Linked DNA regions of Homo sapiens: region 1 is linked to region 2. The links are chromatin loops, found by intact Hi-C in ENCODE. Cell type or tissue: PC-3. All regions are shown on one strand. Links, peaks and the distances in the headings refer to the core of each region. The heading gives the core; the rest is flanking DNA.

The links. Peaks named below come from ENCODE experiments on the same cell type or tissue, not always from the same donor. Only the 100,000 strongest peaks of a DNase experiment are listed, where the experiment ranks them.
Region 1: a loop joins it to region 2, with 9 times the contacts of the local background. A loop is called at or near these places in 8 of 110 quality-filtered maps.

What each region holds. Positions count from the first base shown.
Region 1 is chr17:58,106,943-58,118,748 of GRCh38, reverse strand. No RefSeq gene overlaps it. Among named protein-coding and RNA genes, the nearest start is that of DYNLL2, 29 kb to the right of the region's middle. In PC-3, for the core only: CTCF peaks have their summits at 5,325 and 5,526 (motif pointing right); a DNase peak (open chromatin) is centred at 5,538.
Region 2 is chr17:57,827,375-57,839,180 of GRCh38, reverse strand. It overlaps MRPS23 (mitochondrial ribosomal protein S23), which reads left to right. Exons shown (of 5, transcript NM_016070.4): 5 at 1-4,400. Among named protein-coding and RNA genes, the nearest start is that of MRPS23, 17 kb to the left of the region's middle. RefSeq lists enhancers at 4,738-5,238, 5,407-5,917, 5,918-6,429. In PC-3, for the core only: CTCF peaks have their summits at 4,880, 5,423 and 5,637 (motif pointing right); DNase peaks (open chromatin) are centred at 4,590 and 5,680; H3K4me3 peaks cover 739 bases; H3K27ac peaks cover 899 bases.

The DNA.
Region 1 (11,806 bases), core at 2,014-10,013, 280 kb before region 2:
GAGTTCGAGACCACCCTGGCCAACATGGTGAAACCCCATCTCTACTAAAAATACAAAAATTAGCTGGGCGTGGTGGTGCACGGCTGTAATCCCAGCTACTCGGGAGGCTGAGGCAGGAGAATCACTGGAATCTGGGAGGCGGAGGTTGCAGTGATCCAAGTTCGTGCCACTGCACTCCAGCTTGGGTGACAGAGTGAAACTTCATCTAAAAAAAAAAAAGGTACATAGTAAAGTATCCCTCCCATCCATGTCACCCTGCCACCTAGTTCCCTTCCTGATAGGCAACTAATGTCATTGGTTTCTTGTGTGTCCTGTGCATATATAAACAAACACATACATTTATATATTAATCACCCTCTTTTATAGAAATAGTAATATACTGTACACTGTTCTATACTGTGTTCTTTCTCTTAACATATCTTGAAAATCTTCCTAAATACTTTGTTTGCAACTGTGTGTATTGTGAGGATGTCCTGTAACTTGTTTAACCAATCCCCTACTGGTGGTAATTATATTTTTAATATTTTGCTATCATGAAAAACCTACCACAAGCCTTTATACCTAAGGCTAAGGCTTTGGAGTAAGATCAACCAGGGTTCAAATTCTGGTTTTTACTTAGAAGCTAAGTGACTTTGGGATGCTATGCAGGCTCTGTTCTCTGTTTCCTCAGCTGCAAAATGAGGATCCTAATACTATCATGACAGCCTTTTGGGGAGATGTATGTGAAGTGCTCAGCACAGTACCTAGCCCAAGAGTAATATTGTCCTAACAAAATTCGCCACATACTGAGTGCTGCTGTATACTGGGCTCCAAGCTGAGAATTCACATGTTATCTCGTTTCATCTTCACAAGCCTAAAAGGTAAGGACTACTATTTCCACATTTACCAAAGAGTAACTGAGAGGTTAACCAATATGCCTCTCAAGTCCTGGAGAAACAGAAGAGGATTCAAACCCAGGGTTTGCTGACATCAGAGACCGGCTCTGAACCATTACATCCATCTGCTGGAGCTCAACAAATGTAGTTACCATCATCCTCACCATCATCATCACTGTAACCATCACCATCATCATCACCATCACTGTCACATCACCATCACCACCATCATCATCACCATCACTGTCACTGTCACCATCACCGTCATCACTATCATCATCGCCGTCACTATCACCATCATCACCATCACTATCACCAGCATCACCATCATCGGCAGCATCACCATCATCACCATCATCACTGTCACCATCACCATCATCACCATCACTGACACCATCACTATCACCATTATCACCATCATTATCACCATCACCATCACTATCACCATCATCATCATTGCCATTACTTGCTTTAGGCCCATTGATCTCTGACTTGGCCTGTGCCTGCCTTTATCTTCAGATTCCCAAGCAGTTGGTGCAAATTTTTCCAGAAACAATTTTTTTTTTTTTGCTAATTTCAGGCCATTGTTTTTTCTGACTTTGGCTGCCTGTGCATGCATGTGTGTGTGTACACACACACTCACACTCAGGCAGACCAAAGGGTCTGATCACAGACCACAGCATCTTTTGGGGATGGTCCACATGTCATCATTGTCTTGGCAACATCAATAGCTCAGGCCAGCTGAGCAAAGTGAGGTGAGTGGGGAGGGTGGTCTCAGATGGCTGTAGTCCATCTCTCCCACTCCCCACCCCACCACTGGGAATAGTAGATTGAGAAGAAAAAGAATAAAAATCAGCAGCCAGCTAGTGAGTGTCCACCACATGAAAAGAAGAGTGTTTTATATGTGTTACCTCAAATCCTCAAGATAGGTGCTCTCCAATCCCTTTTACAGACAAGGAACCTGAATCATAACAGAGCTAAGGTGAGTTGCCCAAGGCTAAAGCCAGTGCATGGCCAAGCCAAGATTCTAATCCAGGTCTGGGGAGATGGAGCATGGTTGCATTATGGGGAAACATCAGTGTTACCATCCCCAAATCCCAAGAACTAGGGTCAACTGGAGAGAGGCAGAGAGCCAAAAGTAGTCTCTGTCTTCCCAGACCCCTCCCCTTCCCTCCAGGCCTTCTCTGAGGCCGACACATGTGCCAGGAAATCCACTAAGGCTTTCTCTCCACTTCCTTCAACTTCTGAAATCCTGCCCTCTTCAAGTGTACCTTCAGGATGGGTTCGTTATGTCACTGTAACAAATGAACCCCAAATCTCATGTTGGGCATGGGAGGGCAGTTGGATCTGCTTATCTTCATCCCTTGGGAACCCAGGTTAATGAGACTTCATTCATCTTGGTGGGTAGGGGTTGTGGCAATTCAGCATGGGTTCTTACAGCTCCCACCTAGATGTGACAGACGTCACTCATCCACATTCCATTAGTCAAGGTAAGTGCGTGGTCCACCTACCTCAATGCGTGCCTGGAGGGGAAAAGAAATGTTCAGTGAGCAGCATTGGTGACTACCCCAACCAAAAGCAGTGCCCCTCACTGGCCCCTGGTCTGAGCCCCTCCACACCACTTCATGGCCTGCCCCAACTTCTCTGCTACCCCACTGGTGCATACACACTTAGCCTTTATGGGCACTCTCTCCCCTCCCCCAAGGTCACGAGGAGCAGTGGACATATCTACGGAGTCCACAGGGTGCTATTCAGCCACAGGGGTCCAGTTGCTTCGTTGCAGCACCAATCTTGGGCTAGAATAGCAGGAGGTCCCAGGAAGGCTCCCGTGCCTCTCACTGGGCTGAGAGTACCACACAAAGCCAGAGAGTCCTCCCAATCCCCTCCCAGGCCTGGGCTTTCTCAGTTGGTCAAACACAAATAAGACAGTCCGCCCTCTCAGGAAGTTGGGGCCTGAATGAAATGATCAGACATCACACACAGCCTGGAGCGCAGGTGGGTGGTGCAGGAGGCAGGAGGAGTGGGTGTGTGGAGATGGAGGGAAGGACCACCCAGGGGCCAGCCCAGGGGGACAAAGCCATGGTGCCCTTGACTCAATAACGGAGGACATTAGCATGGGTGTTCAGAAATAAAGCACAAAAGTAGGTTAGGGTGAGATCGTGGAAGGACTGGGTGCTGGGAAAATGAATTTAGTGTTTATCTAGGAAAAAAATCAGAAGCCACTGAAGGACCGAGGATGGAAGAGCACTGCCATCAAGCGTGGACCCTCAAGGGCCCACCTGGCTTCAACCCGAGGGAGGGATGGGGACAGGGAAGCCAGGGAGGTGAGGAGGCTTTTGAAACAGCCCAGGCAGGAGTAACAGAGGAGCATAGAGAGGAAGGAACTCACGACCCACTGAGGAACACGCTAGCTGGGGACATAGGTCATCAGCCCCGTGAGCTCCCCTACACAGAGACACTGACACACAGACATCTCCTTCAGTGTCCACAGGCCCCACAGGCACTGACAGGAGGGGCCCAGGGCCATGGCCTTCTGTTTGGGGTTGGGAGTGGGAGAGTGTCAGGAAGGATCTGGAGCATGGGCAGCTTCAGGGAGTGCCTCACATCAGGGACCAGGGCCAAGGATAAACAGTTGATGGTGTTGAATACAGAATCACACACACACACCACACCAGGCTCAGAGGCAGGCAGACCCTGGTCCAAATCCTGGCTTTGCTTCCTACTAGCTGTGAGATCTTATGCAAGTCTCTCAACCTCTCTGAGCCTCAGTTTTCTCTTCCGTAAATTGTCGATAATAAGATCAACCTCCTGGCTTCTTGTGAGGCTTACAAAGGAATAGGAATAGCTATGATAGGCATGGCAAAAATGGCTATGCATTCTTGCCTACCTGTACCTATGCCCCTGCAGTGGGACCTCCTAGTTCCTCCCATCAAGAGGTGAAGTCCATTTCTCAACCCCTTGGATCTGGGTGGATCATTGTCTTTGGACAAAGGGACAATAGCAAAAGTGATTCTAGAATAGACGTGAAAAGTGCTCATCACAGGGGCTTGCTCTCTTATGCTCTAGGAACCCACAAGCCCAGGCTAGCCTGCTGGAGGAGGAGAGACACATGGCCCAGTTGCTTTCTTCACTCCAGTCAACAGCCAGCAAATGCCCAGGAAACAGAGCCACCTCGCTGACATGAGGCTGACTGCAGGCCCAGGAGTGAGCCCAGCCATGGCCAGCAGAACTGCTCAGCCCAAATCACCAACCTGCCAATCGTGAGTAAATAGATGGCTGCTGTTTAAAGCTGTAAAATCAATTGATGGGCTTAGGCTTTGCCCAAGATGAAGTAACAGGAACCTGATTTATCTTCCTGCATGAAACAGCTAGAATAACCAGGCAAGAATCTGGACATTGGGTGGATCACAAAGGATGGTGATGCGAGAGATGGGAAAACCACATGAACTCCACGACAACCCCAGCTCACAGCCTAGAAAAATGTTTCCAGGCCACAGTACAGACAAAGGGAACCCAGGTGGAGCCAGGGAGCTTCTGAGTTGAGGAGACACAGCAGAGTCCCAGGAGATCAAGGTGGCCAGAGTTCTTAGGACAGAGTACTGGGGAGGAGAGAGCTGCACAGAGAGCCTCAGAGATGTGCAGAGGGTGCCCCTCAAGTATTCAGCAGTGTACTCATCAGCTCGTGCGTGTGATGAAACCACCCGAGGTCCTTCTGAAAGGAGGAGAGAACAGTGCCCAGGACTCACACAGAGCCAGAAACAGTGCCCGCTGCCTCCAGCTAGACTGGAATTGAGTAGAATATGCAGGAAGGCCATGCCTCAATAGTGGGGAATAATTGGTCCTAGACAGAACACTCCTCTGGAGGTCCCTAACAAAAGCAAGACCTAAAAGGATCAGACTGTTTCCAAATAATTGCATCCAAGAAAAGCTAACTGACGTAGAAACTAAAACATATGAGTGCTCGTGATATTCCAGCAACTTTAAGTATATGTAAGCATTTTACATATATTACTACATTTATATTACTTTATTTACAACAATGCTCTGAAAGAGCTGCTATTATTATCTCCATTGTACAAATGGTAGTCTGTACATACAGAGTACCTGGCACATAGCATGTTCAATAAATAAATGCTTTTTCCTTCAACTTGCCATCTTTGCTCCCTGTCTGCAACCATTAATAACCAAATGACTTTTCCCGAGTTCTACATCCACTACAAAGATTATGGCTTTAGGAAGGCAAAAACTTCAGCATTCAGGAGGAAAGTGGTCCCTGGAATTCTGAGAGTCCTGGATGAAGAGTCAGGAGTGAAGACTCCAGCCTGGCCCTGCCACCACCTTGCAGGGTGACCCTGAGCCAGCCTTAACTTCTCTGGGCCTGATTCGCCGCATTGCAGACGGGTGAATTCAGATTAGGTTTTCCCTAAAGCAAACTTCTCGCTCTAGAGGCCAGGATGCCTCAACCATCCTCAGGCTAAAACTCTGATAGTAGAGGATGGCAAAGTTGAGGAAAGAGTGCATTCATCTCCACTTGAATACACATGTACACACGCTCACACGCACACACGCGCGCATCCATTGCCAGCCTCTGATTGCCAGCCTCTAATTGAGCCGCTCTCTGGCCCTGTGCAGCATTACCCACTTCAGCCAGAAGATGGTGCTGCTTCTCCATGAGAGTTCAACTACATTCGTTCAAAACTTAATGGTTGAGCACCTGTGCCCAAAACGTTGCGCTGGGCAGTGTGAACACAAAGGGGATTACAATATGGATCGCTCTTTCCAGAACTTTACACTGTAGTGACAAACAACCAAAGGTACCATGAAATGAATTGGGACTTTGCTGGGACGAAACTAAACATTACTGAAAAGTGCCAGGCACGAGCTGCTTTACGACACTTCTTTTCAAGACTAGGGCTCCTTCCCCAATGTATACATATGTCAGAACATCATGGTGCACACCATAAATACATACAATATTTACTTGTCAATTAAAAAAAACATTAAAAATAAAAATAGGTAACCAGACACAGTGGCTCACGCCTGCAATCCCAGCACTTTGGGAGGCCAAGGCAGGTTGGATCACCTGAGGTCATGAGTTCGAGACCAGCCTGACAAACATGGTGAAACCCCGTCTCTATTAAAAATACAAAAATTAGCCGGGTGTGGTGGCGTGCGCCTGTAATCCCAGCTACTCAGGAGGCTGAGGCAGGATAATTTCTTGAACCCAGGTGGCAGAGGTTGCAGTGAGCTGAGATCACGCCACTGCACTCCCACCTGGGTGACAGGGCAAGACTCTGTCTCAAAGTAAAAATAAAAATAAAAAATAAAAATAGGCCAGGCGCAGTGGCTCACGCCTGTAATCCTAGCACTTTGGGAGGCCGAGGCAGGCAGATCACCTGAAGTCAGGAGTTTGAGACAAGCCTGGCCAATATGGCGAAATCTCGTCTCTACTAAAAATATAAAAATTAGCCGGGTGTGGTGGCTGGCACCTGTAATCCCAGCTACACGGGAGACTGAGGCAGGAGAATCACTCGAACCTGGGAGTCGGAGGTTGCAGCAAGCCGAGATTGCACCACTGCACTCCAGCCTGGGTGACGGGGCGAGCTCCATCTCAAAAATAAATAAATAATAAAATAATAAAATAAAATAAAAGTAAACAACAACAAAAACCCCAGGGACTCTAATTTTCAAGATGATAAAAGTACAAAGCTGGTAAATGTTTATTTGATTTCTGCTTCTCTGTGGCCTTCACAGCACAGGGCACCTGACTGATGATCAGTAAGTTTGCATTGATTGATTGATTGAATTATAACTGCAGACAGAAACCTAAAGGCTAAGTCAGAGTGGCAGGAACAAAGAGAGCCCTCAGCCCAAACGCTGCAATTCCTAGATGAAAAATGAGGCCCAGAGAGAGAAAGGAAGAAAAGCCATGTGCCTGGCCCAAGGGAGGAGCTCCCTAAACATTTGCTAAATTCATAAAGTGCTTTTGCCTATGTCATCACTTAGTCCTCGAGGTAATAGTTTTTATTCCTACTTTCCAGATGAGAAAACTGAGGCTGCCACAAGGGATCTGGCCAAGTGACAATGTGACTTCAAATTACTTTGTACCCTTCCTTCTAAGCGTAAGAGTTTACATTTTGATTGTGCTTGATAGTTTGGCAAGCACTTTCATAGACACACTTTCATTTCCTTTAATCCTCTGCTAAGGAACAGAGCAGAAAGTGAGGGCCACCACGTCAGAGACAACTGCTTTTCTCCTATACCAGTTTATTTTTAACTCAGGTGTTCTTGGGGGTATAAGAATCACTAAAATAAATTATTTGGTGTTTTCATTTGCTGTATTTTTTAAAATGAACTCTGGGCTGGGCACGGTGGCTCACGCCTGTAATCCCAGCACTTTGGGAGGCCAAGGTGGGCGAATCACCTGAGATCAGGAGTTCGAGACCAGCCTGGCCAACATGGTGAAGCCCCGTCTCTACTAAAAATACAAAAAGTAGCCGGGCATGTTGGCAGGTGCCTGTAATCCCAGCTACTCAGGAGGCTGAGGCAGGAGAATTTGCTTGAATCCAGGAGGCAGAGGTTGCAGTGAGCCGAGATCACGCCACTGCACTCCAGCCTGGGTGGCAGACTGATACTCTGTCTATGGCCATCTTAAAACAAAGAGCTGCCTCCCAGTTCCAGTGGCCCCATTTGTATTTATTTACCTGTGGCTTTGGCTACTTTAATTATTCAGAGCTAATGAGGAGGGAAAACACACACACACACAGAGATAGACCTGATACCTAAATGATGTGCTCACACCACGTGGAAACCAAATGACCCCAAGATGTGTTGTTAGAAGGGAAGATTTGTAAGGGTTCAAATCAAGGAAAACTGTGGGAAGAAGTGAGTGGCCCACCTGGCATGCCCCAGCACAGCATGTCCAGGGAGAACCTGTGCTCTGGCTGACAGGTGCTCATTACTGGCAGGAGGTGTGACTTAGATACAAAAAGAAAAAAATACATTTGTGTTTTTTCATTTGAATTTTACAGGTTTTGCAATTCTGTTTGTATTTAGTTTGTAAATTTGCTTTGAGTTTTATAGTCACATAAGAGCTATATGCATATAGTTATACATGGTTACATACTTAAGTAATATTACAACAAAATTGACTGGTCAACACCAGGAGTCCTTGGGAATTTTTTCCCATTAAAAGGATTGTGCACACAGACTGGAGACACACTGGTCATATTTCCTTCCCTTGAGGAAGGGACAGGAGTCACAGACATGTTTTCCTCTGAATGGGAAGAAGCCCTCTCCCTAGAGAACAGGGAAGGGGTTCACTCCCAGCACAGAAGCAGAGCAGGAGAAAGGTAATCCCTTCTCTCATACCCAGGCCTTCCCTGCAGGCAGGGCTGGGGGCTGTTTGCTTTGAGGCAAAGAGACGGTTCCCTGTAGAAGACGGGCAACTGGAAATATCAGCTACTGAATTACTATGTATCGGCTACATAAATAGTTACTAGTTATATACTAGTTACATATTGTATAACTAGTATTTACATAACTCTATGCTATGGACAAGGTGATGGTACCCTAAGAGGAGAAGATGTAGATTAAGGGGTGAGGGAGTGTTTGTGTGTTTCATGTCCTCTTCCTCCAGAACAGGCAGAGGGTGACCTGAGGCGGCTCTGTCCAGCTGGCGTGAGTGCTGAGGTCGTACCCTTGTGCCCTTCTCCTCCTTGTCCCGGGTCTCCCACAAGGGATAATCTCTGGGACTGGACACATCTTTTCCACTCATACCAGCCAACATTTATTATGGTGTCCTGTTATGTGCTAGACATTTCTCTATACTCCTTTATTCACACCAGTATTTACAAACCCACCGTATTGGTTACATATCACTATGTAACGAATTACCCCAAAATGTAGTGGCTTAAAGCAAGAAACATTTATTATCTCACAGGTTTTATGTGGTGTTTTATTCTGGCCTCTTTCACTTTCCATGTTTTCAACAATCATCTATGTTATAAGCATGAACAGTTATAAGCATGAAATGCTGTATTGTATTGTAAGCATTTTTGTGGCTGAACAATACTCCATTGTATGGAATACCACACTTGTTTATCCATACATCAGTTGACAGACATTGTTAATATTTGGATAGCATGTATTTTTCCTTCCTCATAATTACATTCTCTAGATAGATAGATAGATAGATAGATAGATAGATAGATAGATAGATAGATAGATTAGGTTGCCCTAAACTCCAACCCCTAAAGTCAATCCCTTCCCAGAGGATTAAAGTTTATCCAAATCTCTCTTTGTGCATGTATTTAAGTGCATACGTACCTGTGTTAGTTATCTATTGCTGCATAAGAAATTACTCCAAAACTTAGTGGCTTAAAACAATGATAAATATTTACTATTTCACACAATATCTGGGGGGGTCAAGAATTCCAGAGTGGTTTAGCTGAGTGGTTCTGTCTTATGAAGTTGCAGTCAAGATGTTGGCAGGGAGCCAGGCATGGTGGCTTATGCCTGTAATCCCAGCATTTTGAGAGGCCAAGGCAGGAGGATTGCTTGAGGCCAGGAGTTTGAGACCAGCCTAGGCAACATAGTGGGACCCCATCTCTATAAAAAAAATTTAAAAATTATTTGGGCATGGCAGTGCACAGCTGTAGTCCTAGCTACTCAGGAGGCTGAGGCAGGAAGATTGCCTGGGCCCAGAAGTTTGAGGTTGCAGTGAACGATGATCACGCCACTATGCTCCGGCCTGGGCAACACAGTGAGATCCTGTCTCAAAGAAATAAATAATAGGCCAGGCACAGTGACTCACGCCTGTAATCCCAGCACTTTGGGAAGCTGAGGCGGGCGAATCACCTGAAGTCGGGAGTTTGAGACCAGCCTGGCCAACATGGTGAAACCCCGTCTCTACTAAAAATACAAAAATTAGCCGGACGTGATGGTGCGCGCCTGTAATCCCAGCTACTCGGGAGGCTGAGGCAGAAGAACTGCTTGAACCCCAGAGGCAGAGGTTGCAGTGAGCTGAGACTGCACCACTGCACTCCAGCCTAGATGACAGAGCAAGACTCCATCTCAAATAACTAACTAAATAAATAAATAAAAAGAATGCAGGGGCTGCAATCATTTGATGGCTTGACTGGGACTTTCCAAACATTCCACTCACATGGATAAAGAGACAGTCATTGGGCATTGGCAAACCTCAGTTTCTCTCCATCTAAGGTTGCCATATTTAGCAAATAAAAATATGGAATAGGCAGCTAAATTTGCATTTCAGATAAATAACAAATACATTTTAGTATTAGTATATCCCAGATATTGTGTGAGACACAATCATACTAAAAATACTAAGAAATATGACTTATTAGGTCTGCTTGAGTACACTCACAATGTGGTAGCTGGCTTCCACTAGCACAAGTGGCTCAAGAAAGCATAGCAGAAACAAAAATGTCTTTTGTGACCTAGCCTTGAAAGTCACACACCATCAATTCTGCAACAATTCTTTTGATTACACAGGTCTGTCCTAATCAGTATGAGTGGGAACAATATAAAAGGATGAATACTAGAAATTAAGGATCACTGGGAGTCATCATAGGGTCTATCTACCATTGTGTTCATAGAAAATAATATTGTTTTGTGTGTGTATATGTATGTTATGTATTTTTTAACATGAGAATAATTCTGTATCTATTTGTTCTGCAACTTTTTTTCACTTAGCAATACATTTTGGAGCTCTTTACATATCAGAACATGCAGTATTGCTTGATTCTCTTTGCTTTCTGCCTATTATTTTATAATATAGATTGTCATATTTAGCCATTCCTCTATTGTTGTACATTTAGGCTGTTTTCCAAAGCTTACTACTACATTATATACAATGCTATAACAATCTTCTACATGCCTTACATTCATGTCCATACATTCAAAAAGTTAGAAGGAATATTGAGACTATTAGGTGGAGACATGGAAGATTTAAATAAGACCCATATTAACTTCTATAGGTAAAAACTACAATACATAAGATAAAAAAATACATTTAATGTGATCAATAACAGATTAGACATTGCAAAAAAAAAAAAGATTAGTGAACTTGAAGACAATACAAAATATCCAAAATAAAATACAGAGAAAGGAAAAACTGAAAAAGACGATACGTAAAGATAGATGGAGGACAATTTTCAGCAATCTAAATACATGTAATTGGAGTCCCTGAAGGACAGGAAAGGAGAGAGAGAACATATATTTAAAAAATAATGGCTGGAAATTTTCCAAAGTTGATGGAAACTATACAACCACGAGTTTTCTTAGTTCAAGGAACCTTAACACAAGCAACATGAAGAAAACTACATCATGATGTATCATACAGGGATAAGATTGATAACAGACTTCTTGACAGAAAAATGCAAGCATGTAGACAGTGGAACAGTATCTTTAAAGTACTAAAAGAAAAAAAACAACTATCAACCTAGGATTCTACACCCAGAAAATGTATCTTGCAAAATGGAAGATGAAAGAAACACTTTTCTGGAGGTACAAAAGCTGAAGTAAATCATCACTAGCTGATGGCCCCTAAAACAAAAATGTTAAATTATGTCCTTTGCGCAAGGGAGAAATAATACTAGACTGAAATCTGGATACAGGCAAAGGAGTAAAGATCACCAAAAATCATAACCATGTGGATATATTAAAAAAATTTTTTTTTCTTATTTAAATTTCTTGGCTGGGTGTGGTGGCTCATGCCTGCAATCCTAGCACTTTGGGAGGCTGAGGCAGGTGGATCGTGAGGTCAGGAATTCAAAACCAGCCTGGCCAACATGGTGAAATCCTGTCTCTACTAAAAATACAAAAATTAGCTGGGCGTGGTGGTGCACCTGTAATCCCAGCTACTCGGGACGCTGAGGCAGGAGAATCACTTGAACCCAGGAGGCAGA
Region 2 (11,806 bases), core at 2,081-10,080:
GGCCTGCACAGACTAGGCTGTTCAGTAAATACTTGTTGAATGAATGAGTGAACGAATGGTTATATCCAGCTAAAGACTGGATTCATATGGTGTAGATAACAGGATTGCCAAGAAAGGAGGCAGCTAATTTAGGTGATGCTCTCCACCAGCATCCACCTGCCTCCCTGGGGCCAAAGTGTGCCTACAAGTCCTTATCAACTTCCCTGCCTTCCTCGTTTCCCCAGGTTTTACTAAATACATGAAATATCCCTCTGAGATTGCAGCCTTTGTATATGTGGTCAAGCCAGTGGTTTTTAGCTGTTAGTAGTAAGCTGCTTCAGAAATTCCCTATTTTAAAACTCATGTAGATTTTCTACCCAGTGATTCTTTGTGTATGCTCTCATCTCTCCTGGTACACTGTGAGGCAGGTCCACATCTCACAGTCTGTATATAGTACACATCCATGCACGTGGGTGCTTGGTTCATGCAGGTGAATGAATACATTAGGCAAAAGCAGCTCTCAGCCATGCTGCTTCCCCCTCGACCTTTATCACTGTTTCACAACTGCTTGCATTTGGAGAATGCTTTACTTTTCCGTAGGGAAGTAAATTTCATCCATTCAGAGACATTACACAACCATTGAGACCAAACATCGGGCCAGACCTTGGGAAGAGGACTTAAAAAGCAGGTGAAAGACACAGTCTATTCTCAGAGGAACAATTGAGGGGTCACTCATCTCTTTAAACCTTAGGTTTCTGGTTTTTTAAGGGCAGGTTTTTTTTGCCACAATGATGAATATTTAAAAAATGTTTTTTTCCTTCATGTCTGGATTGATGTCCCATTTTTGCTATTTTTGTTTGTTTTCCTCCTCTGTAGATTTTTAATTTTTTTTTTTTTTTTTTTTTTTTTTTTGCGATGGAGTATCACTTTGTTTCCCAGGCTGGAGTACAGTGGAGCCATCTTGGCCCACTGCAACCTCCGCCTCCCAGGTTCAAGCAGTTCTTCTGCCTCAGCCTCCCAAGTAGCTGGGATTACAGGTGTATGCTATGACGCCCGGCTAATTTTTGTATTTTTAGTAGAAACGGGCTTTTAACCATGTTGCCCAGGCTGATCTCAAACTGCTGGCCTCAAGTGATCCACCCATCTCAACCTCCCAAAATGCTGGGATTACGGGTGTTAGCCACCATGCCTGGCCTTAATTTTTTTTTTTTTTAATTTTGTTTTAGGAGATGGGGGTCTCACTGTGTTACCCAGGCTGGGTGCAGTGGTGCATACCCTGCCGCAGTCTTAACTCCTGGGCTGAAGCCATCCTGGCTCACTTCCCGAATAGCTAGGACTATAGGCATGTGCCACCACGCCTGGCTCTTTAACATTTTTTTTGTTTGTTTTTTTTTGTAGAGATGGAGTCTTGCTATGTTGCCCAGGCTGGCCTGGTCTCAAACTCCTGGCCTCAAGCGATCCTCCTGCCTCAGCCGCCCAAAGTGCTGGGATTACAGGCCTGAGCGACCGTACTGGGGCTGAAGACTTTTAAAGAAGTTATTTGTTGCATAATTCTTTAAAAAAATTATACATGCACATGGTTCAAAACTTAACAGTAAAAAGCTAGTCTCCCACCCCTGTTCCCCAGCCACCCTTTTCCCCTTCCCTGAGGCCATCACTATCACCATTTCCTTGTGCGCTCTTCCAGAAATATTTTGGGCATGGACAGGACACTATGCATACTGTTCTGTACCTTGCTTTTCTAGTTACTATGTCTCAGAGATCCACTGTGATTTAATCAGTGCCCGATTGAAGAAAATGTTCTTTGTTTTACTGTGTTGCAAATGGGCTGCTAGAGTTATGGGATGCTGGATCAAGGAGCAGATCATTTTGAGTTTTGATATCTTCGTCCATAGAAATTGTGCTTAACTATACTCTCATAGCAATGTATGAGAATGCGTTCCCCTACACATTCTGATCTTGTTAAACCAGACTGGGACTCTGGACCAGAAGGGAAAGACCATCCCTGTATAGCAAATATCTGGATGGGGAGAAAGCTGCTGTCACTCATTGACTTCTTTAGGTTAAGTCTTAGTGATCAAAACATAGTGAAAGATATGAAGCTTACTTTGGAAACTCAGAACTATTTCCACAGTTTGGGCAAAAGCTGTCATCAGATCCCCATCACGTTTTGGAGAGAATGGAAGCATGACCGCATTCTTGGCTTTAAAGAGCTTAAAATCAGGCCGGGCTCCATGGCTCACGCCTGTAATCCCAGCACTTTGGGAGGCCAAGGTGGGCGGATCACCTGAGGTCAGGAGTTCGAGACCAGCCTGGCCAACATAGTGAAACCCCATCTTTACTAAAAATACAAAAAAATTAGCTGGGCGTGCGGGCGTGTGCCTGTAATACCAGCTACCCGGGAGGCTGAGGCAGGAGAATCGCTGGAACCCAGGAGGCAGAGGCTGCAGTTGAGCCGAGATTGTGCCACTGCACTCCAGCTTGGGCGACAGAGCAAGACCCTGTCTCAAAAAAAAAAAAAAAAAAATCTTAAAATCGAGTTGGGACTACAAGAGTGACTTGTGAAACAGCAAGATGAACAGGAATCCTTTTAAACTTTGATATAAAAGTACAGTAGAGGTTCAGGGGCAAGGAATCAGTTCTGGATTTGTCTAGGAATACTGCATGAGAGCCTGGAAAGGCAGTGGGATGGACATGTACATGCGGTTTCTTTGGGCAGGAACACCCTCCCTTCTACCATGGTCTGTAGGAATTGAACCTTCCGTGCCGTTTTCAAATGCTGTCTGTGCTCGGAAAATACATAATATCAAGTCCCTTACTGAACCCCCTACAGATTGTGTTCATAAGGTGCTTCACTGCTGTTGGTCTACCTGGCCTACTGTTTGTACTCCTGCCTCATTTACTGTGGCCTTCATTCAAGTAGTAATGATTATTTACCTATTAAGAGTATAGGGTGGGCGTGGTGGCTCATGTAATCCCAGCACTTTGGGAAGTCAAGATGGGTAGATCACTTGAAGTCAGGAGTTTGAGACCAGCCTGGGCAACATGATGAAACCCCATCTCTACTAAAAATACAAAAGTTAGCTGGATGTGGTGGCAGCCTCCTGTAATCCCAACTACTCGGCAGGCTGAGGCAGGAGAATCGCTTGAACCCAGGAGGTGGAGGTTACAGTGAGCTGAGATCATGCTACAGCACCCCAGCCTGGGCGACAGAAGAGAGACACTGTCTCAAAAAAAAAAAAAAAAAAAGTATAAAGGAGGGCAGAAATTCTTATTCTTTTAACCCATTGAAACATTAAACAGCCTTTCAGGAGCAGACCCTCCTACGGATTTGCTGAATCCAAGGCGAGGAAGGCATATATCCAGGTTACAGTGAAGTTTGCCCCAGACAAGTAATGAAGATTTGGGTTCTAGATCTGGATACTCCAGGCAGTTTTTACTATGTGACCCTGTGCCTGTCACAGTATTTCAGCCTGTAAAATATGGACAATGTTTGCCTTTTTGGCTTCCAGTTAGCTTTGTGAGGATTAATTGAGATGAGTGCAAAGCTCATTTGTAATGTGTGGCTGGTGGTTTTATTACTATTTTGAGCAGTAGTGGAAAAGCCCATTTGAACTGGTAGGATGAGATAAGATCATGGTGGCCTTGACAACTACATGGAGGAGCCAGTTGGGTATGGGAAAGTTTGAGCAGGGAAAGAAAGAATGTAGTGAAAGCAGTGTCAGGTCAAAGAAAGGTTTGCCTAGGAGTGATGTAAAGAATGGGATGGAGGAGTGGGCAGGGAAGGAGGAAAGAGGAGACATGTCAGAGGGACCAAAAAGGAGGCAGCAAGTCCAAGGTCACAAACCTGAGTGACTAGAAAACTTAGCAGCATCACTAACACCCAGTTGGTGACGTGGAACTGGTGCTCTCCTGGGAGAGAGCTTCAATTCTCAACCTACTAAGTTGAAGGTGATGGTGCTATATCTAAGTGGCAGACAGAGATAAGGGATAGGTGTCTACAGGGGCAAGATTTGGAGCCAGGAGAAGAAATGAGCTCTCCAAGGGTAGTGGGGAGAGATCTGGGATGTTGGGGGCTGGCAGGTAAATGCTTTAAGTGATAGAATAGGAGGAATGAGAAAGCCAGCAAAAGAAATTCACGTCCCATGTCTTCCATCATCTATATGTCTGACTTGTTTAAGTGGTCCTGGATTCACCAAATTTTATAGAGCTCTGCCTCTGCCTTTATTGGGTAGGCCTGATTTTTGATGATGTCCTTAAAAGGCTAGCCTGATTCTTCTTGTAGTTTTGTAGAACACTTTGTATCGAGAGTTCTCTGATAATGAAAGTGGTATTACAGAATAATCTGCCCCCGAAGGACTCCTGATTTTGTTAAAGTGATACCTTTCTCTGTAAATAAATGATGGCGTGCCACTTAAAAACCTTCAGCAGATTTCTTTTTTTAAACAAAGTCACTCAAGTGGGACAGTAAGATTTTCTCTGAGGCTGGCACTGGTGCCTGCCTCTGCTCCGGGGAATCCAGACGTGGCACCCGGAGTTGGGCCTCATCCATCCTCAGCTTTCATTTGTGACCAAGCCTGACTCAGAATGGGCTGGCAGTTTTCCTGAGTACATGGGAGTTAGGGCAGAGAACATGATGTGGTGCTGGTAGTCAACGCAAGCTGGCACGGCCTCAGCCAGAAGACTGGAGCTAGGAGCAAGCAAAGGTGAGTGGAGGAGGGGATGGGGAAGGCTGAGACTTCCTGGTCTCTATGTTCTGAGCTCAATTCTAGAATAGCCAAAAGGTGGGAGCCTGACTCGGGCTAAGTTAGTCATGCGTTCTGAGCCTTTGACCGTGCTGGGTGAGATGAGGGATGGCTGAGCAGGTTCAGTGAGCAACTTGGTCGAGGTCACCTTGGCTGGCAGAGGAAGGGCACCTGCCCTCCTGTGGAAAAGACGGGAAATGGCTTTCCTGTCACTCCTAGGGTAGCGCTCAATGTGGCAGGCGGGTCTCTGATTGGATGAGCCCGGCACTGAAGCAGTTTCTGTGGTGATGCTGAACCAGACAAGTGTTTATTGCTGCAGCACGAAAAAGAAAAGGTTGCTAGGGGAAGGCAGAGAAGGCAGGAAGTTAAGTGTTATGTTCCCTACAAAATGTTGCTACTGCCAGCCACCACCACCACCCTCCATCCATGCAGATTACAGACAGGGTTTTTGGGGAATACTAGCTGACAACGAAAATACATTTCAAGTATCATTTTACCCTCAATGAATGCTTTTCCTGGACTGCAACTGAAATAAATGTCAGTCACCGGACCTTCTAGCTCCTCAGTTCTTTTAATTAAAAGATAGTTCTAAGCAAGATCCAGTAGTGGTCTATTTATTATTTATCAAGCATTTTCCTTCCAGCAGTTAGTGAAAGGTCACTGGCTTCAACTGAGCTTTGTTTTTGGTGAGCAGCTTAGATGAAAAAGATATACAATCAATCTCTCCTGTTTGCTCATGGGCAGGACACTGTTTAATAGTCATTGTGGCATTTAGGATCGCAGGCCTCTGAAACATGCAGAAAAGTGCATGTGCATCCCTTGCTGCTGAACATTTCTCCAAAAGTAAACATCAGGTTGTGATTATGGTTAATAATGAGATATTGATTATTTGAAAATGTCACCGCCAGGGACTTGTCGGTTTCAGCACCACTAGATGGCGCTGGACTCTCATGCTGTTCAACTACAGTCATTTCGTTTCCTTGCCTCGGGGTACCTTGCCTTTCAAGGTTGAAGAGTGTCCTTGTAAAAATAATGTTGTGGCTGAAATTTAGGAAGCTGAGGTCCTGGGGTGCTACTGGGATGGGGTAGAGATGGGAGGGGACAGGCCACGGGACAAATGACAAAGGCCTGCCGGGGAAGCGGCACTGTTTGCACCATAATAGGAGCTGGAGAGGAAGGAGCTTACTGCGCTGAGCCCCTGGAGACTCTGCCCAGAGCAGTGTTTCCTAACCTTCTCCAGTCAATGACACATCTGCGAATTTGCTGTGGAGGACAGCGGGAGAGAGAACAGTGCAGGCAGGGAGGCAGAGCAGCGGAAAAAACCCAGGCCTTGGAGAACAGACCTGGGTTTGAAACCCTGATCTGTTGCTTTGTCTGGTGACATTAGGGGAGTTAGTGAACCGTCTGAACCTCAATTTCCTTATCTGTAAAACAAGGGTAACAACGTCTACCTCACTAAGTTGCTGTGAGGACTGAATGAGAACGTGAACAAAGTTCTTGGCGAGTACTCCGTCTTTGCTGTCAGTGCCTAGAAGGCTTTCAGCCACTGTCGATTCCCACTGGGTGGGGAGGAATTAACATGCGCTAGATTAACATTGAGAAGAAACGGTATTGTGTCCTCTTTCACCAGCCACTCGTCTAAACACAGCTTTCTCTATCCCCCACCCCCAGTAGTTACTCTGTCCTTTATCTCCTTCCAAACTTCTAGCACCAAGTAAATGAATCAAATTAAAAAACAACTACAACAACAACAACAAAGGAGGAAACTAGAGAACATCTTGGGAACTATCCGCTTTTGGAACTTATCCCATGCTGGTAGGTTTCACTGGAAAATGTGCATTTATTTAGTAACTTCTTGGATTGTGTATGCCTGTGGGCAAGCGTGTGTGTAGAAACCAACATTTTAAATGACACTCAATGACACTCATTCTGTTTCTTCTTTCCTGCTTCCTTTTTTTAAAAATAGGGACAAAGTCTCTCTCTGTCACTCAGGCTGGGGTGCAGTGGTGCAATCATAGCTCACTTCAGTCTCAACCTCCTGGGCTCAAGTGGTCCTCCTGCCTCAGCCTCCCAGGTAGCTAGGGCTACAGGTGCATGCCACTATGCCAAGCTAATTTTTTATTTTTAATTTTTTTGTAGAGATAGGGTCTCTATGCTATGTCGCTCAGGCTGGTCTCAAATTCCTGGCCTCAAGCGACTCTCCCGCCTTGGCCTCCCAAAGTGCTGGGATTATAGGCATGAGCCACCATGCCCGGCCCTTTTCTGCCTCCTTGCTGCCCCTCTACACTCCCCCCAACTGCCTTCCTTTCAGCACACTTTTCTGCTTTCTTTCTCCACCCTCTTTGCCCCAGATTATGGAGGAAAGCCAGAGGGTCACTACCTAGAGGCCCGGCCAGGGAAAATAGTTCCAACATCAGAGCCATTGTTTTGGGGACCTGGGGCTAGTCAGCAATTAGGAGTTTCTGAAACTCTTTCTGGAGCTTCTCCCTATGAAGGGCATGGGGAGGCAGTGGGTGCCAGGGCAGAAATGGTGGGCAGGGTGAGGATGAGGCCTAGAGGACCAGAAAGATCTATCCTTGACCTTCCTACCCTCCCACTTTATTTTACCCTGGTGGTCTGCCAGTGTATGGTGGGCCCCTCTGCCTTGAATTACCTGGGATGTGAGGCCAGAGGAGCACAGAGCTAAGGGTGCCACCCAGGTGGGTTACAGGGGAAGGGCTCTGACCTCTTTCCTCTCTAAGTCTCAGTCAAAAGGACTGGATTCAAATCCTGACGCTGGCACTCCTTTGTGGCCATGGCTTTAGAGAAATCACTTGACCATTTTGAGCCACATCCAGCCCCAGGAGAGAATCTGGAACCTAATAGATTTTTGGAAGTATATTTGTCAAGTGAACAAATGAATGATTTCCCTGTTTTTGACACGGGGAAAATAATATTAGCACCAAGTATGTTTTGGGGTGCAAAACCCGAATAAGATGCTGGCTATGCAGAACTTTGTAAACTCTCAAGCCTTCTACTGTTACGCGAAATAAAGATGCAGGAAAGAAGAACATGGCTGTGGGGCTGGTGGTGATGCTACTGGCCTTCAACCTGGAAGCAGTGTAGATTCCAAGACGATGGCCTCCGGAGAGGGAGTGTGGCAGGATGAGGGACAACTAGTGGAAAAGTTCAGCTTTCTAGTCTCTGCCTCCTAGAAAATTCTGCAGGAAATGCAGGATTGTTCTTCAAAGCCTCTCCTTTCCCAGGTGCTCAGTGGAAACCCTAGGCGTGCTCAGGGTTATTTCTGGAATATTCAGTGCATACGAGGAGGTCCTGAGCTTTATCATCAGCTCCTGCTGGCTCCCGCCCAGTGGGGCGAAATGGCCCTGCCCCTTCTCTGCAGCTCAGGTGACCTCCTCTGCCCTCCCGGAGCCCATTGCCTTCTCGGATCTGGCTTCCCGCTGAGAACCAGGCTGGTATAGATGTCACTTGGCTGGCTCCTCAAGGCTTCCAGCCCCCTTGAGTGTGACATCAGGGACAAGGGGGTGGCTTTGCCACTACTGCCAGCAGCCACAGGCTGACTCCCATAGCATGGGCAGGGGCTCCATTTTCAGATGGGAAAAGGGAAGGCTCAGTGCCCGGGATCCAGGTCACCTCAGTGAGTGTGCCTGAGCCACATCTGGTTTCTCTGCCTACCCACCCTCCAAGGGCCCCCAAGGTTAGAACAAGAGGTAGTGGGCTTAATCCCAGAAAAATTCCAATTTAAATATGAGAAGGTAAAGCTTGTCTTTGGTAGCTTTGCCCCATCCCCAACTTTCCTATGTGAGAGAAGAGAAAAGGGCTGTGGGAGATGGGCCAGCTAAGGAGGAGGATCTGGCAACCCAAGCTCCAGGCAGACAGAAGGCACCAGAATGTCCCACAGTCCTGTAGCATTCTGGCCAGGCCCCTCCTGGCTTATTGGGCAACCTAACCTCTGATACTTGGGAGTGTTTATTTCTTCCCTTTTGATTGTTGAAATGGGCCTAGACTGGCTTTTTTTTTTTATTTAAATTTTTATTTATTTATTTTTGAGACGGAGTTTCGATCTTGTCACCCAGCCTGGAGTATACTGGCACGATCTCCAGTCACTGCAAACTCCGCCTCCTGGGTTCAAGTGATTCTCTAGTCTCAGCCTCCCCAGTAGTTGGGATTACAGGTGCCTGCCACCACGCCTGGCTAATTTTTGTATTTTTAGTAGAGATGGGGTTTCACCATGTTGGTCAGGCTGGTCTTGAACTCCAGACCTCAGGTGATCCGCCAGCCTCGGTCTCCCAAAGTGCTGGGATTACAGGCATGAGCCACTGCCCTCGGCCTTTTTTTTTTTTTTTTGAGATGGAGTCTTGCTCTGTAGCCCAGGCTGGAGTGCAGTGGCGTGATTTTGGCTCACTGCAACCTCCGCCTCCTGGGTTCAAGTGATTCTCCTGCCTCAGCCTCCTGAGTAGCTGGGACTACAGGCATGTGCCACCACACCCAGATAATTTTTGTATTTTTAGTAGAGACGGGGTTTCACCATGTTGGCCAGGCTGGTCTCGAACTCCTGACCTCAAGTGATCCACCGTCCTCGGCCTCCAAAAGTGCTGGGATTACAGGCATAAGCCACTGCGCCTGGCCATAGACTGGCTTCTTAAAAGAACCAGTTTAAACACCTGTAAGTCTAAGAAGGTCAAATTTAGGAAAATCTCATCTGCAGGACTGAGGTCCCCTGAGCCACTGGCCACTTGTAATTAATATTAATGAGCTCTAGATGACAGATGTTTATTGCTCGACTGACACATGCTTTGCCAACCCCCAAAGGAGTGGCTGTAAGATCTAAAGGACTTGAATATACTTTAATTTTATGTTGAAGAGAATAAAACTTTCCGGGTATAGTCAGGGGTTTTTTACGATGAGAACCCATCGACCCATAGGCAATGTCTGCCTTAAGAAAAAAAGAACTGAGTGTACCCCGGTTCTTTATTGACATTTAAAAATAGCTCCTTTTGTCCAAAAATGAGGCAGACATGAGACAGTAGATAGGACACTGGGTAAGGCTCCTGGAGACCCCAGCCTGGCCCCAGCTCATCCATTTGTTGGCTGTATGACTTTGGTAAGTCTTCAAACCTTTTTAGCCATTTGTAAGATGAGGGGGTTGAGCTACAAGATCCCTGAAGTCCTGTTCTTTGGGTCCATGGGTCCAAGCGGAGCTCCAAGAAGAGCAGAATCAGCATCTTCCAAGATTTATTAAATACTTCTTTAAAATCTTTTCAGGCTGGGCACAGTGGCTCATGCCTGTAATCCCAACACTTAGGGATACCAAGGTAGGCAGATCACTTGAGGCCAGGTGTTCGGAACTAGCCTGGGCATTATAGTGAGACCCCCATCTCTACAAAAAATTTTTTAAAAATTAGCCAGGTATGCGTGGTAGTGTGTGCCTGTAGTCCCAGCTACTCCAGAGGCTGAAGTGGGAGGATCCCCTGAGCCCAGGAGTTCGAGGTTTCACTGAAACCTCGATTTATGATCATGCCACCGCACCCCAGGCTGACTGACAGAGCGAGACCCTGTCTCAAACACAACAAAACAAAACAAAACAAACCCACATTTTAAATTTGATTATGGAAGCATTCATAAAAGTAGAGAGAATTGGCTGGGTGTAGTGGCTCATGCCTGTAATCCCAGCATTTTGGGAGGCCGAGGCAGGTGGACTGCCTGAGCTCAGGAGTTGGAAACCAGCCTGGGCAATATGGTGAAACCCTGTCTCTACTAAAATACAAAAAGTTAGCCAGCCATGGCAGCGTGCACCTGTAATCCCAGCTACTCGGGAGGCTGAGACAGGAGAATTGCTTGAACCTGGGAGGTGGAGGTTGCAGTGAGCCGAGATCGCGCCTCTGCACTCCAGCCTGGGCGACAGAGCAAGACTCCATCTCAAAAAAAAAAAAAAAAAAAAAGAATCATATAAAGATCCTCCATATGTTTATCATGTAGACTAAACCATTATTAATATTTTGCTGTTTTTGCTCATCTATATTTTTTCTGAAGTGTTTTTTTTTGTTTTGTTTTTTGTTTGTTTTTTTGAGGCAGGGTTTTGCTCTGTCACTCAGGTGGGAGGGCAAGTGGTGCAATCATGGCTCATTGCAGCCTCAACCTCCTGGGCTCAAGGGATCTGCCCGCCTCATTTTCTGAGTTTTTGTAGAGACAGGATCTCACCATGTTGTTCAGGCCGGTCTCGAACTCCTGGGCTTAAGCAATCCCTCCACTTTGGCCTCCCAAAGTGCTGGGATTACAGGCATGAGCGACAGCTTCCAGCTTTTCTGAGGCATTTTAAAGCAAGTTCCCACAAAACCTCTCTCACCCAAGGCTTCAGCCTGCTTCTCTGGAAAATAAGACCCTTTCTTATATCAATACAATACCATTATCAAACCCAACAACATGGCATTTAACAGCCAGTTTTTGAAGATTTCCTCGTACTCAGTCCATTTTCAAATTTCCCCACAATTTTCTGAACAGGCTCTCCACCCCTCCGACCCCAGGCCTGTTCTTGGGGCCAACTAGTTTTAACCATTTCTGTTTTTAGTGCGTCTGGTGGGTACCTTTACATCTCTAAATAATCAGCTTGCTTTTTTTTTTTTTTTTTTTGAGACAGAGTTTCACTCTTGTTGCCCAGGCTGGAGTGCAACGGCGGGATCCCTGCTCATCGAAACCTCCGCCTCTTGGGTTCAAGCGATTCTCCTGCCTCAGCCTCTTGAGCATCTGGGATTACAGGCATGTGCCACCAGGCCCGGCTAATTTTGTATATTTAGCAGAGACAGGGTTTCTCCATGTTGGTCAGGCTGGTCTCTAACTCCCATCCTCAGGTGATCCGCCCGCCTCGGCCTCCCAAAGTGCTGGAGTACAGGTGTGAGCCACGGTGCCTAGCTGGCTCCCGCCTTTGTAAGATGAAGGTAAGAGCCAATGGTTTCAACAGACAGCTGGATGGACTCAGGGTCCAAGAAGTCTGAGTGATCATGAGAAGAACTAAACAGAGGGTGAATGCTTTCAGATCCCAGGACTGTAGGATATCTTTATGGCTTGTCTGCAGCTATGGGTCC